3 separate regions of the Homo sapiens genome follow, and all the other regions are linked to region 1. Evidence: chromatin contacts called from ENCODE Hi-C or POLR2A ChIA-PET data. All regions are on one chromosome and are shown on one strand. The core of a region is the stretch at or near the end of the contact, and the rest is flanking DNA. Distances in the headings are between cores, read along the strand shown. Region 1 overlaps SOS1 (SOS Ras/Rac guanine nucleotide exchange factor 1). Region 2 holds the start of GALM (galactose mutarotase). Region 3 overlaps MAP4K3-DT (MAP4K3 divergent transcript).

The links. A loop is a pair of places that touch in the nucleus more often than their neighbours do. ChIA-PET counts read pairs that join two places held with the same protein, here RNA polymerase II (POLR2A). Pooled maps may share reads with other maps.
Region 2: a pooled map shows a loop between it and region 1 (13-fold over the local background). The contact joins the promoter of GALM here to the enhancer-like site in region 1. A Hi-C loop is called at or near these places in 6 of 50 pooled maps. POLR2A ChIA-PET finds 5 or more read pairs at or near these places in 2 of 52 experiments (GM10248 and H1).
Region 3: a loop to region 1 is called in a pooled map, with 12 times the contacts of the local background. The contact joins two enhancer-like sites. A Hi-C loop is called at or near these places in 6 of 37 single-sample maps with no recorded cell type and 9 of 50 pooled maps. POLR2A ChIA-PET finds 5 or more read pairs at or near these places in 1 of 52 experiments (OCI-LY7).

The regions. Positions count from the first base shown.
Region 1 is chr2:39,098,244-39,102,988 of GRCh38, reverse strand. The region is part of intron 1 of SOS1 (SOS Ras/Rac guanine nucleotide exchange factor 1); the gene reads left to right. It also overlaps the pseudogene HSPE1P13. Among named protein-coding and RNA genes, the nearest start is that of SOS1, 20 kb to the left of the region's middle. Within about 2 kb of position 2,633, at least 2 of the 41 ENCODE cell types and tissues checked have a DNase peak (open chromatin) inside an H3K27ac peak, as active enhancers do; they include OCI-LY7, where a contact is called at or near this core.
Region 2 is chr2:38,663,581-38,668,325 of GRCh38, reverse strand. It overlaps GALM (galactose mutarotase), which reads right to left and starts at 2,212. Exons shown (of 7, transcript NM_138801.3): 1 at 1,975-2,212. The coding sequence starts at 2,164. RefSeq lists enhancers at 1,435-1,947, 1,948-2,460.
Region 3 is chr2:39,490,934-39,495,678 of GRCh38, reverse strand. All of the region lies in intron 3 of MAP4K3-DT (MAP4K3 divergent transcript), which reads right to left. Among named protein-coding and RNA genes, the nearest start is that of MAP4K3-DT, 56 kb to the right of the region's middle. Within about 2 kb of position 2,883, at least 6 of the 41 ENCODE cell types and tissues checked have a DNase peak (open chromatin) inside an H3K27ac peak, as active enhancers do; they include OCI-LY7, where a contact is called at or near this core.

The DNA.
Region 1 (4,745 bases), core at 1,384-3,883:
ACTTAAATTTTTTTTTTAAGTTATTTATTTTTTTGAGACAGGGTCTCGCCCTGTCACCCAGACTGGAGTGCAGTGGCGTGATCACAGCTAACTGTAGCCTCAACTTCCTGGGCTCCAGCAATCTTCCCATCTCAGCCTCCTGAGTAGTTGGGACTACAGGTGCATGCCACCACACCACACATCACACTGGCTAATTTTTGTATTTTTGGTAAGACAGGGTTTTGCCTTGTTGGCCAGGATGGTCTTGAACTCCTCTGCTCAAGTGATCCACCAGCCTCAGCCTCCCAAAGTGCTGGGATTATGGGCGTGAGCTACCATGCCCGGCCGCACCAGTCTTTCTTTTCCAGAATCTATATAACCTGATCTTCTGGACTTCAAAATCCTTGTTGTTTCCCCTCACCTATAACCCTTTTAAAACGAAGCGGAATTCTTCTTTTTTTTTTTTTTTTTTTTTTTTTGAGATGGAGTCTTGCTCTGTTGCCCAGGCTGGAGTGCAGTAGTATGATCACGGCTCTCTACAGCCTTGGCCTCCTGGGTTTTAGTGATCCTCCTACCTCAACCTAGTCTAGCTGAGTAGCTAGGACTACAAGTGTGTACCACCACACCCACCTAATTTTTTTTCCCCTTTGGTAAAGATGAACTCTCATTATGTTGCCCACACTGGTCTTGAACTCGTAGGCTCAAGCTATCCTCCTGCCTTAGCCTCCCAAAGTGCTGGGTTTACAGGTATGAGCTACCACACCGGGACAAAGTGGCACTTTTTTTTTTTTTTTTTTTTTTTTTTGAGACAGAGTCTCGCACTGTCACCCGGGCTGGAATGCAATGGCATGATCTCAGCTCACTGCAACCTCTGCCTCCCAGGTTCAAGTGATTCTCCTGCCTCAGCCTCCCGAGTAGCTGGGATTATGGGGCCTGCCACCACGCCTGGCTAATTTTTGCATTTTTAGTAGAGATGGGGTTTCTCCATGTTGGTCAGGCTGGTCTCGAACTCCTGACCTAGTGATCCGCCCACCTCAGCCTCCCAAAGTGCTGGGATTACAGGCATGAGCCACTGAGCCTGGCCTAAAGTAGTACTTTTTAATTAAAAAAAGAATCAAAATGAAACTCAATACATAGGCAGGTCATAAAAAATGATTTTTTCTTTTGCTCAAGCAGTGAGTAGCATTAAGCTGTTCCCTCACCTTCACCTGGTGTTACCTGGAGTACATTTGGGAAGTCCTCAACTTTGAAAACCCTTTTTCCCTATATACTGCTGGTAATTAAAAGCAAAAAATTATTCTGAAGTTTGTCAAGCATTTTATGGAGGAGACATTGCTAGTTTGTTTTCTGTTTTTTTTTAAGTATATTTTAAACATTTCCTTATACTCCTAATATAAATGTTGCTTTGTCAGAAATTTCAACATTTGGAACAAAATTTTTATAGTTTCTAAATAAATATAATTCAAACCAGGTATAGTTAGGATGGGTGCCTATAATGCTGTCAGGATACATATAATGCTATGCATAAAGTTTATTTCTGTATCATCTAGTTGTTCAACAGTTGATCTAGGCATAATAATGAAACTACTTTTGCAGTTTGATATAGTTTGGATATTTGACCCCTCCAAATTTCATGTTGAAATTTGTCCACCTCCAATCTCACGTCTCAGTGTTAGACAGTGGGGGCCTGGTGGGAAGTGTTCGGGGTCATGGGGCAGGTCCCTCATGAATGGGTTGGTACCATCCTTGTCCCAGAGGTAATGTGTGAATTCCTGCTCTATTCGTTCATGTGAGAATTGGTTGTTCAGAAGAGTGTGACACACTTCCCCTCTCTCTTGCCATGTGACACATTTGCTCCCCCTTTGGCTCTGCCATGATTGGAAACCTCCTGAGGTCCTTACCAGAAGCAGATGCTAGCGGCACGCTTCTTGTACAGCCTGCAGAACTGTTAGCCAAGTAAAACTCTTTACTTTATAAATTACCCAGCCTCAGGTATTTCTTTATAGCAATGCAAATAGACTAAAAGACAGTTAAACACATTTTTGTTTTTGTTTTTCTCCATGTCTCCTTGCTGTATTTTATTATTTTTTTGAGACAAGGTCTCACTCTGTTGCCCAAGCTGGAGTGCAGTGGTGCAGTCTCGGCTCACTGCAACCTCCCCCTCCTGGGCTTAAGTGATCCTCCCTCCTCAGCCTCTCAAGTAGCTAGGACTAAAGGTGTGTACCACCACACCCAGCTATTTTTCTTTAAATTTTTTGTAGAGACAGGGTCTCACTGTGTTGCCTAGGCTGGTCTTGAACTCTTAGTCTCAAGGAATCCTCCTGCCTTGGCTTCCCAAACTGCTTGGATCACAGGTATGAGTCACCACGCCTGGCCTGCTCTTTTGTTTCTATATGTTAGACTTTTTGCAGATTTCCATATATAAGCGATGTCATCAGTATTTTCTTTCAGTGTCTGGCTTATTTTACTGAGTGTAATGTCCTCTGGGTTTATTATCCGTGTAGTTGCAAATGGCAGTATCTCATTTTTTAAGGCTGAATGATATTCCATTGTGTGTATCTGTGTGTATCACAATTTCTTTTTTCATTCATCTGTCAGTTGACACATTGTTTCCATAACTTGGCTATTGTGACTAATACTGCAATGAACACAGTAGCACAGATATCTCTACCAGGTGCTGATTTCATTTCCTTTGAGTACATACCCAGCTAGGTCATATGGTAGTTCTATTTTTAAGTTTTTGAGGAACCTCCATTACTGTTTTCCATAATGGCTGTGCCAATTTATATTCCCATCCACAGTCTACAAGGGTTTCCTTTTCTCCACACCCTCACCAACACTTGTTATCTCTTACCAAAAGAGTCATTCTAACAGGTGTGAGATGATATCTCATTGTGGTTTTGATTTGCATTTCTCTGATGATTAATGATGTTGAGTACCTTTTCATATACCTGTTTGTCATTAGTATGTCTTCTTCAGAAAAAAACAGTCTTGGCCGGGCACAGTGGCTCATGCCTGTAATCCCAGCACTTTGGGAGGGCGAGGCAGGTGGATCACTTGAGGTCAGGAGTTTGAGACCAGCCTGGCCAAAATGGGGAAACCCCATCTCTACTAAAAATTAGCAGGGCCCGTAATCCCGGCTACTCCAGAGGCTGAGGCAGGAGCATCACTTGAACTGGGGAGGTGGAGGTTGCAGTGAGTCGAGATCGTGCCACTTCACTCCAGCCTGGGCACAGAGTGAGACTCTGTCTCCAAAACAATAAAAAAAGATATATGGTTTGTAAACATTTTCTCCCAGTCTGTAGGGTGCCTTTTGATTGTGTTGATTGTTTCCTTTGCTGTGCAGAAGCTTTTTAGTTTGATGTAGTCCAAGTTGTTTATTTTTGCTTTTGTTGCCTGGGCTTTTGGTATGCCATCCAAAAAAATATCAAGGAACTAGTATTAACCTATACAATTCAGTAGTTTTTAGTATATTTACAGAGCTGTGCAACTATTGCACAATCAATTATAAATCATTTTCATCACCTCAGAAAGAACTCCATACCCTTTAGCCATCATCCTCCAAACCTCCAGCCCCAGGTAACCATTAATCTATTTTCTGTCTTTATGGATTTGTCTGTTCTGGACATTTCATATAAATGGACTCATAATATGTAGTCTTTCATGACTGCCTTTTTTCACTTAGCAAAATGTTTTCAAGGTTCATCCATATTTTAGCATGTATCAGTACTTCATTTCTACGACTAAATAGTATTGTGTTGCATTGATGTATACTACATTTTGCTTATACATTCATCAATAGATGAACATTTGGGTTGTTTCTACCTATTGGCTATTAAGAATAGCTGCATATTTTCATTCCCACTAGCAGTGTGGAAGGCTTTCAGTTTCTATATTTTCACCAACACTTGTCTTTTTTATTCTAGCCATCTTAGTGGATATGAGGTGATATCTCATTGTGGTTTTCATTTGTATTACCCTAATAACTGATGATGAACATTTTTTCATGTGCATATTGAACATTTGTAGATCTTGTTTGAAGAAATATCTGTTCAGATCCTTTGCCCATTTTAAAATTGGGTTGTCTTTTTACTGTTGAGTTGTAAGAATATTTTTTTTTTGAGGTGTGGTCTCGCTTTGTTGCCCTGGCTGGAGTGCAGTGGCACAATCTTGGCTCACTGCAACCTCCACCTTCCGGGTTCAGGCAATTCTCCTGCCTCAGCCTCCTGAGTAGCTGGGACCACAGGCGCCTGCCACCACACCTGGGTAATTTTTTGTATTTTTAGTAGAGATGGGGTTTCACCGTATTAGACAGGATGGCCTTGATCTCCTAACTTCGTGATCTGCCTGCCTCGGCCTCCCAAAGTGCTGGGATTACAGGCGTGAGCCACCGCACCCGGCCAAATTTTTTATATATTCTGAATGTAAGTTCCTTATCAAATATATGAATCGCAAGTATTTTTTCCCATTATGTGAAGTGAAGTCTTCTTATAGATATAGTATTGTGATTAATAACAAATAGTTAATTTAGGAGAGTAGAGTACAAGCTGTAGCAGTGGGAGTTTTGTCAGCACACGCTTTTAGAAGGTTTCTTCCACTGTATGACCGTGTATTGATGAAAGGAATGTGCCTGAAACTGTAACCAAAGGAGACATGCTTCCAGAAAAATCTCAAGGAAAAGTATTGTAAGCAACAGTAGATGTTGGATCAGACTCTAAAGTAAAGGGTGGAGAGTTAACCAGTTAACATGTAAGTTGGAGATAGAG
Region 2 (4,745 bases), core at 963-3,462, 430 kb after region 1:
AATCCCAGCACTTTGGGAGGCTGAAGTGGGAGGATTGCTTGAGGCCAGTAGTTCGAGGCTGCAAGTCAGCTATAATTGCACTACTCCACTCTAGCCTGGGTGACAGAGCGAGACTCCACCTCTAAAAAATAAAAAATACATAAAAAAGCCAAACAAATTTATTTGATTATAGTTTTATGTGACACGGGAGCTTTCAGAATGAAGACCGACAGATACAAGGAAAACAATCCATTTCTATGCTTAGGTCCAATGGAACATGGACAGCCATGTAGAAATATGATTGGACCAAAAGGGTAAGATCTGTTGCTAATAGAGTGAGTGGGGAAACTCGGCAAGGCCTGTGTTCAGATTTTTCTTGGCCTCCCCATGCAGCATTTCTTCCTCCGGGTATGGGGCAGGACCCCTCTGGAATGAGGGTCTTAATTTCTTTATGGTCAGCTGTTACACAGAAAGGCAGAGGGAAAGGTTAGAGTATATTTTTATTTTTTTGAGATGGGGTCTCACTCTGTCGCCCAGGCTGGAGTGCAGTGGCGCAATCTCGGCTCACTGCAACTTCCGCCTCCCAGATTCAAGTGATTCTCCTGCCTCAGCCTCCCAAGTAGCTGGGATTACAGGTGCCCGCCAGCAGCCTGGCCAACATGGTGAAACCCCATCTCTACCAAAAACACAAAAAAATTAGCCGGGCATGGTGGTGTTCAACAGAAAGCTGAGTTTTGTTTTTTTCCCTGAGGAATTGAAATTTGCTCTCTGTTTTTTAAGATAGAGTTTCGCTCTGCCACCCACGCTGGAGTGCAGTGGCGCAATCTTGGCTCACTGCAACCTCCGCCTCCTGGGTTCAAGCTATTCTCCTGCCTCAGCCTCCTGACTAGCTGGGATTACAGGCACGTGCCACCATGCTCAGCTAATTTTTTTGTATTTTTAGTAGAGACAGGGTTTCACCATGCTGGCCAGGCTGGTCTGGCCAACATGTAACCATGAGCCAAGTTACATATCTTACGTATCGGAAGAACCAAACAGACAGAATGACACACCAAAAGGAAAACCTCAAACCTCCTCTCCAGCAGAATTTGTCTACGCCCCAACCACTGAGCAGAGAGTATTAACTCTCAGTTTCCCTTTGCCAGCTTTATTTCACACCTCATTTTCTGTCTAGTTACACCATGGTGCTAAGAGAGCATGATGTACATTTTCCTTTGCTGCAATCAAGCTGCAATTGTCATTCTTTATTTATGCAATTACTGAGTTAAAGTCTATCTCCCCAGCCAAACCGCAAGAGTGGGGACCTTGTCTGTCCTGTTTAATGAGGTCATCGGATTAATAGAGTTGTCAAATGTATTAATTAATGCCTGATCCTAATTGCCCATGGATTCTGGGATAAAAGTCCATCCTAGTTGGTAGGAGACCTGATCTCTGAGAAGACACTGAGTTGGTCTTCTCTATTTTGTTCCTAAATGGTTATTGGGTAGCTGGTGTACTAGGCAACCACTGAGCTTAGTGGAGCATTTCTGAGACAACCAGGCCTCAAAGAGAATCTGATCAAGGAAGAAGGAAGTAGAAGAGGCAAGTATTTGAATTTCCTTCTTCAGAAGGGAAGAAGTGGGAGCCACACCCCCTCTTGCCTGCTCTTTCCTCTCCAGCCTTCTCCAGGTATCAGGCAGTTCAAAGATTAGGCAGTTCAAAGATCGCTCCAGGATCGCTGAAGTGTATCATACCATCAGCTGACCTTTTACGTTAACTGGGGCAAAGCCTGAACGGATAACCAGAGGCCAACTGCCATAGTTTATTTATTACAGTTTTTCCCAAATGCTGGATGGCCACACGGCCCTCTATGATGCATGCGCTTGCAAGTCAGACGGTCCCAAGCTAGGCGACTTTCCCCCTTGGTCCCTCGCATTGCAAGTGGCCCGCTAGATCCGGGAGGTATGTAGCGTGGGCCTGGGGCCTGCTCGCAGCCCAGGGCACAGTTCAACCCACCTTCCAACTCGGCGAAGCCAAGCACCACGTCCGAGGCTCTCCCCTGCCTGTCTTTGACCTCTAGGGCTGTGATCGTGCAGCCCCAGGAGATGATGTCCACTCTCAAGAGGTCTGACTGCAGCTGGAACTTCTCCACTGTCCCTCCTCCCGAGGGCAGCTCTCCAAACACGGCCCTGGTCACCGAAGCCATAGGGAAAGTTTGGCGTGTGCAGCCACTGCCCGCTCTTCAAACTCCAGCGCTCGCTAAGCTAGAGGCGACCCAAGTTTACAGGAGAAGGGGCGTGACTCGGCTCAGACTCCTCCCTTTCCCTGCCTGGATTTAGGGAGTGACCGTTCCTGCAAAAAATAGCCCCTGGGGCCTTTCTAAATCAATCATTTGCCTGAGGGTAACAAGAGGGGCAAACTTTGCAGCCACACTTGTACTTTTTTTCCTTGGCTCGTCCTGGTTGCATTGCATGTTGGGAATGGTAGTTTTTGGGAGGTGAAATTGCATTTTGGGGCTTGTAGTCTTTCTAAACTCGAATCCTGGGTTGACGGGGTTCTACCCCCATCTCCCCACACCTCAACATGTAATGAGCTGGTCATTAATGTCGGTGGCTATCAGACGAAGAATGGGAAAATACAGATAGCAGACTTACAGTGAGACCGATCTTGGGAAAAAATTAGATTTTAACTCTTTGATACAGGGGGTAAGAAGTACAGCAGTAGTTGGCCGGCTCGGTGGCTCACGCCTGTAATCCCAGCACTTTGGGAGACCGAGGCAGGCGGATCACGAGGTCAGGAGATTGAGACCTTCCTGGCTAACACGGTGAAACCCCGCCTCTACTAAAAATACAAAAAAAAAAAAAAAAAAAAAAAAAAAAAAAAATTAGCTGGGAGTGGTGGTGGGGGCCTGTAGTCCCAGCTACTCGGGAGGCTGAGGCAGGAGAATGGCGTGAACCCGTGAGGCGGAGCTTGCAGTGAGCCGAGATCACGCCACTGCACTCCAGCCTGAGTGACAGAGCGAGACTCCGTCTCAAAACAACAACAACAACAACAACAAAGTACAGTAGTAGCTTAGAAATGAGGTAAATCATCTCAGGCTTCTCTGCACACAGACTTACTGAAGATTCACTCTTTTTGTCCCACGGATGAAGTCCTGGACATGGTTCTGTTAGAGCCACTGCCCAGAAGGCTCTCCTGACGGCCAAAGCTGTGCCAGCCTCGAGGAGCTTGGACCAGACAGGGTCAGGTAGATGGATTAGGCCCTCGGTGTGCGGAGGTGATTAGAGACAGCCTCAGACTTATTTTACTTCAAGGGACTGGAAAGGGACCTCTGGTGTCTTCTGGCTCCTGAAGTCCACAGTTCCTTTAAGAAGGGATTCAGGGAACAAGTATTGATTGAGGTCCTTGTAAATGCCAGGTACTGAACCTTTGTTATCTCCTTTTCTACAAGTAGGATGGAGTCTTCAGGTATGTACAGTTGGAGAGGAAAGACACTAAGGTTATTAAATAATTGTCTTGCTTGATTGTGTCTCAGAATTTGCTGAGGACATTTAAAATGCATATTCCCAGTCCCCACCTCTGGAATTTCTAATTCTGGAAGTCTAGGGTGAAACTCAGGAATCTGCATTTTTCATGTTCCCAAGTTATTCTTCTGCAGATTATCTGGGACCAGATTTAGAGAAATATTGCTCTAAGGCTTGATGAGTAATCTGAATTTTTTTCCCCAAAAAAATAGGCTCTGATGGCAGAAGGATTAAGATAAAGCTATTAAGGGCCTTAATGAGATAACATACAGGCACCTATGTACTTCCTTGCTAAGTCTGGCAACTTTAGAGGAGTACTGAGCCTAGGAAGTGGGAGGATGCTGGGAGCCTAAAGACAAGTTTTACTCAAGCCATCTGCATAATCATCTATCTTTTCTTGATACTGCTCTTGGCTTGGTTCCTGGGTACTTCAGAGGGTATCCAACTAGACTGGGGTGAGTGCAGAAATGAAATGCATCTTTGATTAGGAAATTATGAGAATTGGGATTATGTGCCTGGAATCAGATGCTAATAAAACATAATAACTATCTCTCAGCTTCTTCTGTCTGTAATTTAAGGTATATTTAGCATTCTTGCCATAAAGCCTCAATTCTCCATCATGAAGCAGAAGAATTCTGATAGCAAAGGAAAAATAAAAAAGCTTGCAACAGGCTTCAGTGAAGCTCAACGTATAATAATAAAAAGACCCAAACAAGTCAAATTATAGACTGCATCACACTCATACAATAACCGACAGGCACTCCTATGTGCTGCTTCATCAGAAATTCTCATAAACTCTCAGTTTCATCAGCCACTTAACTTTGTGGTGATTCACACGCAAGCCCTTTGGCAATGCTGTGTTAGCAAGGATGTCTTAGAAAAGTGAGCAGGAAGACCACTTTTTTTTTTCTCAACCTCCAGTTCTCAGTGTTCTGCCAAGCACATGCTGTTACAGAAGGAAATAAATGTATTTGCCTGCCCAATGCTAAATGTCTCTACGGAAGCTCTTTTTACTCCATTTGGTAGAAAATGAATGTACCATGATGTCTCCCTAAAATGTAAAGAGGCCTGGGCGCGGTGGCTCATGCCTGTAATCCCAGCACTTTGGGAGGCAGAAGCGGGTGGATCACCTGAGGTCAGGAGTTCGAGACCAGCTTGATCAATATGGTGAAACGCCATCTCTACTAAAAATAAAAATAAAAAAAAACTAGCCAGGCATGGTGGTATGTGCCTGTAGTCCCAGCTACTCTGGAGGCTGAGACA
Region 3 (4,745 bases), core at 1,634-4,133, 390 kb before region 1:
ACAACAATCCACACATAATCCAGTAATGCAAGCTCTGAAATTCCAACACTTCATTTCAACTGCTTCCCCCAAAATTCCATACCATGTTCTTGCTTTTGGATAAAGTCAGTGACAAGAAACGAGATGGTCATACAGCAGCAGCAAAAATATAATCAGGAAATATAATGACTTTGTAATATCCCTGTGCGAAAGAAATAAACCTGAGTAGTGAGAGGAACATGGGTCTTGGATTAGGATATAGAACAATGTTTAAACCCTGGTTGGCCAGGTATAAGCTATGTAATAACCTTGGGCAATTCACCTAATTCCTCTGAGTCTTAATTTCCTCATTTCTTATATGTGGTAATTGTGCCTAATTGAGAAGATGCACAATAGAAATTCAATAGTAGCTCTAATTACCATGCAACAACCTTCCTGGTCCACTGTGTGGGTTTCTTTCAGGCTGTGAGTAAGTGGACATGGATTTCTGTAGCTAGTCTCTGCCAGAGGATATGAGTATTTCAAGAAGCAGGAAGGGCTGGAGGTGTGTGAAGGCTCCCCCGCTCCTGCACTTCATTTGTACACTCTCATCATCACTGGAGGAGTCTCCTGGCTGCAGTTGAGCCTTCGATGAGATGATTTGCATCACTCACATTCCAAGCTGGGTGGGGGAAGCCCAGACATTCTCGCTCTGCCCCTCAACCAGCTTGGTGCCAGATTTCCTCTCGCTTCACCCCCCCAGGAGGTCATCTAGGGAGCAGGCATCACACAGTAGCAACAGGCCTTGCGGATGATGACATCATAGGCTATTTTGCCCACTCTGTTTATCTCGCACTGAGAGGCAGGAGAGCACAGTAAGGAGCACAGGTTTTTTGGTTTGGTTTTGTGGGTTTTGTGGGGGTTTTTTGTTTTTTGTTTTTTTTTTTTTTTTTGAGATAGACTATCACTCTGTCACCCAGGCTGGAGTGCAGTGGCACGATCTCAGCTCACTGCAACCTCCACCTCCGGGATTCAGGTGATTCTCGTGCCTCAGCCTCCCAAGTAGCTGGGATTACAGGAGCACACCACCATGACTGGCTAATATTTGCATTTTTAATAGAAACAGGGTTTTGCCATATTGGCCAGGCTGGTCTCAAACTCCTGACCTCAAGTGATCCTCCTGCCTTGGCCTTGCAAAGTGCTGTGATTACAGGCGTGAGCCACTGCACCTGGCAAAGAGCACAGGTTTTGAAGTCAAACAGACCTATCTTCAAAGTATGTTTCTGTCCTGTGCCACATCTAAACCTTAATTCCCTAAGCTGTAAAAGATGATCAAATAGGCCAGGCACGGTGGCTCACACCTGTAATCCCAGCACTGTGGGAGGCCGAGGCGGGCAGATCACCTGAGGTCAGGAGTTCCAGACCAGCCTGGCCAACATGATGAAACCCCATCTCTATTAAAAATAAGAAAATTAGCCGGGCATGGTGACATATGCCTATAATCCCAGTTACTCCAGAGGTTGAGGCAGGAGAATCACTTGAACCCAAGAAGCGGAGGTTGCAGTGAGCCGAGATCATGCCACTGCACTTCAGCCTGGGTGACAAGACTGTCTGAAAAAAAAAAGGAAAATCAGGATTTCTAAGAGATATCTCTACTCTTACGTTCATTGCAGCATTATTCATGATAGCCAAGATATGAAAACAACCTAAATGTCCATCAACAGATGAATGGATGAAGAAAATATGGTATACATATACAACAGAATATTATGCAGCCTTCAAAACAAAAGGAAATCCTGTCATTTACAACATGAATGAACCTGAAGAACATTAAGCTAAGTAAACTAAGCGAGACACAGAAAAACAAATACTGTGTTGATTTCACTTATATGTAAAAACTAAAGTAGTCAAACTTAGAACAGCAGAGAGTGGAATGTTGGTTGCCATGAGCTGGAGGGATAGAGGAATGGGGAGATATTGGAAAAGGGTTACAGAGTTTCAGTTATCCAAATGAATGAATTCTGGAGATGTATTCTACAACGATGTGACTACAATTAGCAACACTATATTATATACTTGAAATTTGCTAAGAGGGTGGATCTTAAGTGTTCTCACCACCAAAAAATAAAAAAGAAGGGAAAGAAAGGAAGGAAGAAAGAGAGAGAGAACAAAAGAAAATGGTAACTATGTGAGGTGATGGATATGTATATGATATATATGCATATTATATATATATGATTTGATATGGATATATGCATATATATGCATAATTGAAATATGTACATATTTAAAGTGTACGACATGATTTGATATGCATATATATGCATATATATCCATATATATGCATGGATATGGATATGGATATATATGCATGGATATATATGCATATCAAATCATCATGTTGTACACTTTAAATATGTACAATTTTCAATTGTCAATTATATCTCAATATGGGAAAAAGTCTTGTCATGAAGGAGATGCTTAATAAATAGTAGTTAATGTTATTATCTTTGATTGATTTGTCTTTGAATAAATTTCTGTGGCCTAAATGAGGAAGCATATTCAAGGCATATATCCAAATATTTGTAAGAGTAGAGGAATGTTCTTAATCCAAATTATATGCACCAGTATTGCTCACTTGAGTGGAAGGAAATTATAGAATGGAGTATTAACTTCCTAATGACTAGACAAAATTAGTTGAGTAAATTACCCAATCAGTTCAGGAGAAGAAAATAAAAACCTGATTCAAAGGGTTTTTTTCCCCTCTGTGGGTTCATTTTATTGCTGCAACCCTCTAATTTGTTTTAGTTATAAAGACATGGCCATTTCATTTTCAGTTTCACCCAGGAACTAGAACTATATTTTGAAATAGGGACAACTGGATTTAGAAAATCACTTTTGTACAACTAGAACTCATTTACAGCTAGTTATTCAAATATCCAGTGACAGCATAATAAAAATTTAGGGCCTTCTTTTAATTAAACACTCCAGTTTACAATTCCCTGGAAGTAGTAACACATATTTGGAAACTGCTCTCTTTCGTGTTTTTAAAATAGCATCTAACATTAAGACAGTAATTTATTAAGAAATAACTTGCTGATCTGAAAGTGTTGATGTGATTTCAAAATGTCTTTAGAATGCATCCAACTCGATGAGACTTATATGCATGGATTTGGAGAACAAGGAGCTTATCATAGGACTTTCATAGCCCTCTCAAAATGGCAAATGAAGATAAACTGCAGAAATAGGGACTGCATGTTGCAATCAAAAGGGAACCTGCCCACAGACTGAAACAAACTTGGAAAACAAATGAACGGAAGATTAAACAGTGAAGTCTAAGTACTATCACTTCTTCCCCTATGATTAAAGCCTGACAGGCACCATGAGTCAAACTGTAAATATATACTAGTTATCATAGACCTCACTGGGTTTATGCGTCAGTAAACCACAGCTGCCTCTAATTTACCATTGAAACATGTTTTAGGGAAATGAAACTAGCCACCACCTCCTTTCATGCATGTGATATACTATTCATAACCAAGCCCTAATGACAGAAGAGAGCATTCTTAAAATAGTCTAATGGCTTTTTTGTATTCAACAATACAATCCCCCTATATTTTTTATACCTAACTCACCACATATTCAAGAATTTTCCATCATGTGCTTAACTTTAAATTTTTAAATGGTTTTCTTCACCTGAGCTGGCAGCTTTACTATTGCACTAGTCCAAACATATAGATGGGAGCGTCCTTAAATATGCAGCAAGACACACGTGATATAAATAGGAGGAATCATAGTATAGGACCACCTAATAATAATAAAGCCAATGTTTACTTAGTGCTTACTATTTACCTAACATTGTGCTAAGCACTTTTGAAGAATTATTTTGTTTAATCAGCAATTCCAACAAGACAAAATTCCAGTGTCCCAGATGATAAGACTAGCGAAACTTAAAAATCCTAATGTTAAAAAATTAAACCGCTAAGTGAAAATTAGTTTTTCATGGGTGATTTCTTGGCAATTTATAAAATTTAAGTTTTCCTAAAATTAACTGTAAACTGATACATATTAATCATACATAGCAAATGTCTACAGTCAAATTTTAAGCTATTTCTCTGCTTTATTAGCCATTTATATCAGCTTTTATACGAAACTTCCTTTTCATAGGTGCAATTGAAGACAAAGGATCAAAGCTTTTTCACTGGGCACGGTGGCTCATGCCTGTAATCCCAGCACTTTGGGAGGCCGAGGCGGGCAGATCACGAGGTCAGGAGATCGAGGCCATCCTGGCTAACATGGTGAAACCCTGTCTCTACTAAAAATACAAAAAATTAGCCAGGCGTGGTGGTGCACACCTGTAGTCCCAGCCACTCAGGAGGCTGAGGCAGGAGAATGGCGTGAACCCAGGAGGCAGAGGTTGCAGTAAGCCAAGATCACTGAACTCCAGCCTGGAGGACAGAGCATGAGACTGTCTCAAAAAAAGAAAAAAAAAAAGTTTTTTGTACTTTAAGCTAACTTTCATGAAACTATCCTATCATCAGAAACCCACTGCCAGTGGGCACAGTGGCTCACGCCTGTAATCCCAGCACTTTGGGAGGCTGAGGCAGGTAGTTCACTTGAGGTCAGGAGTTCAAGACTAGCCTGGCCAACATGGTGAAACCCCATCTCTACCAAAAATAAAAAAATTAGCCAGACGTGGTGGTGCGTGCCTGCAATCCCAGCTACTCGGGAGGCTGAGGCAGGAGAATCACTTGAACCTGGGTGGCAGAGGTTGCGGTGAGCTGAGA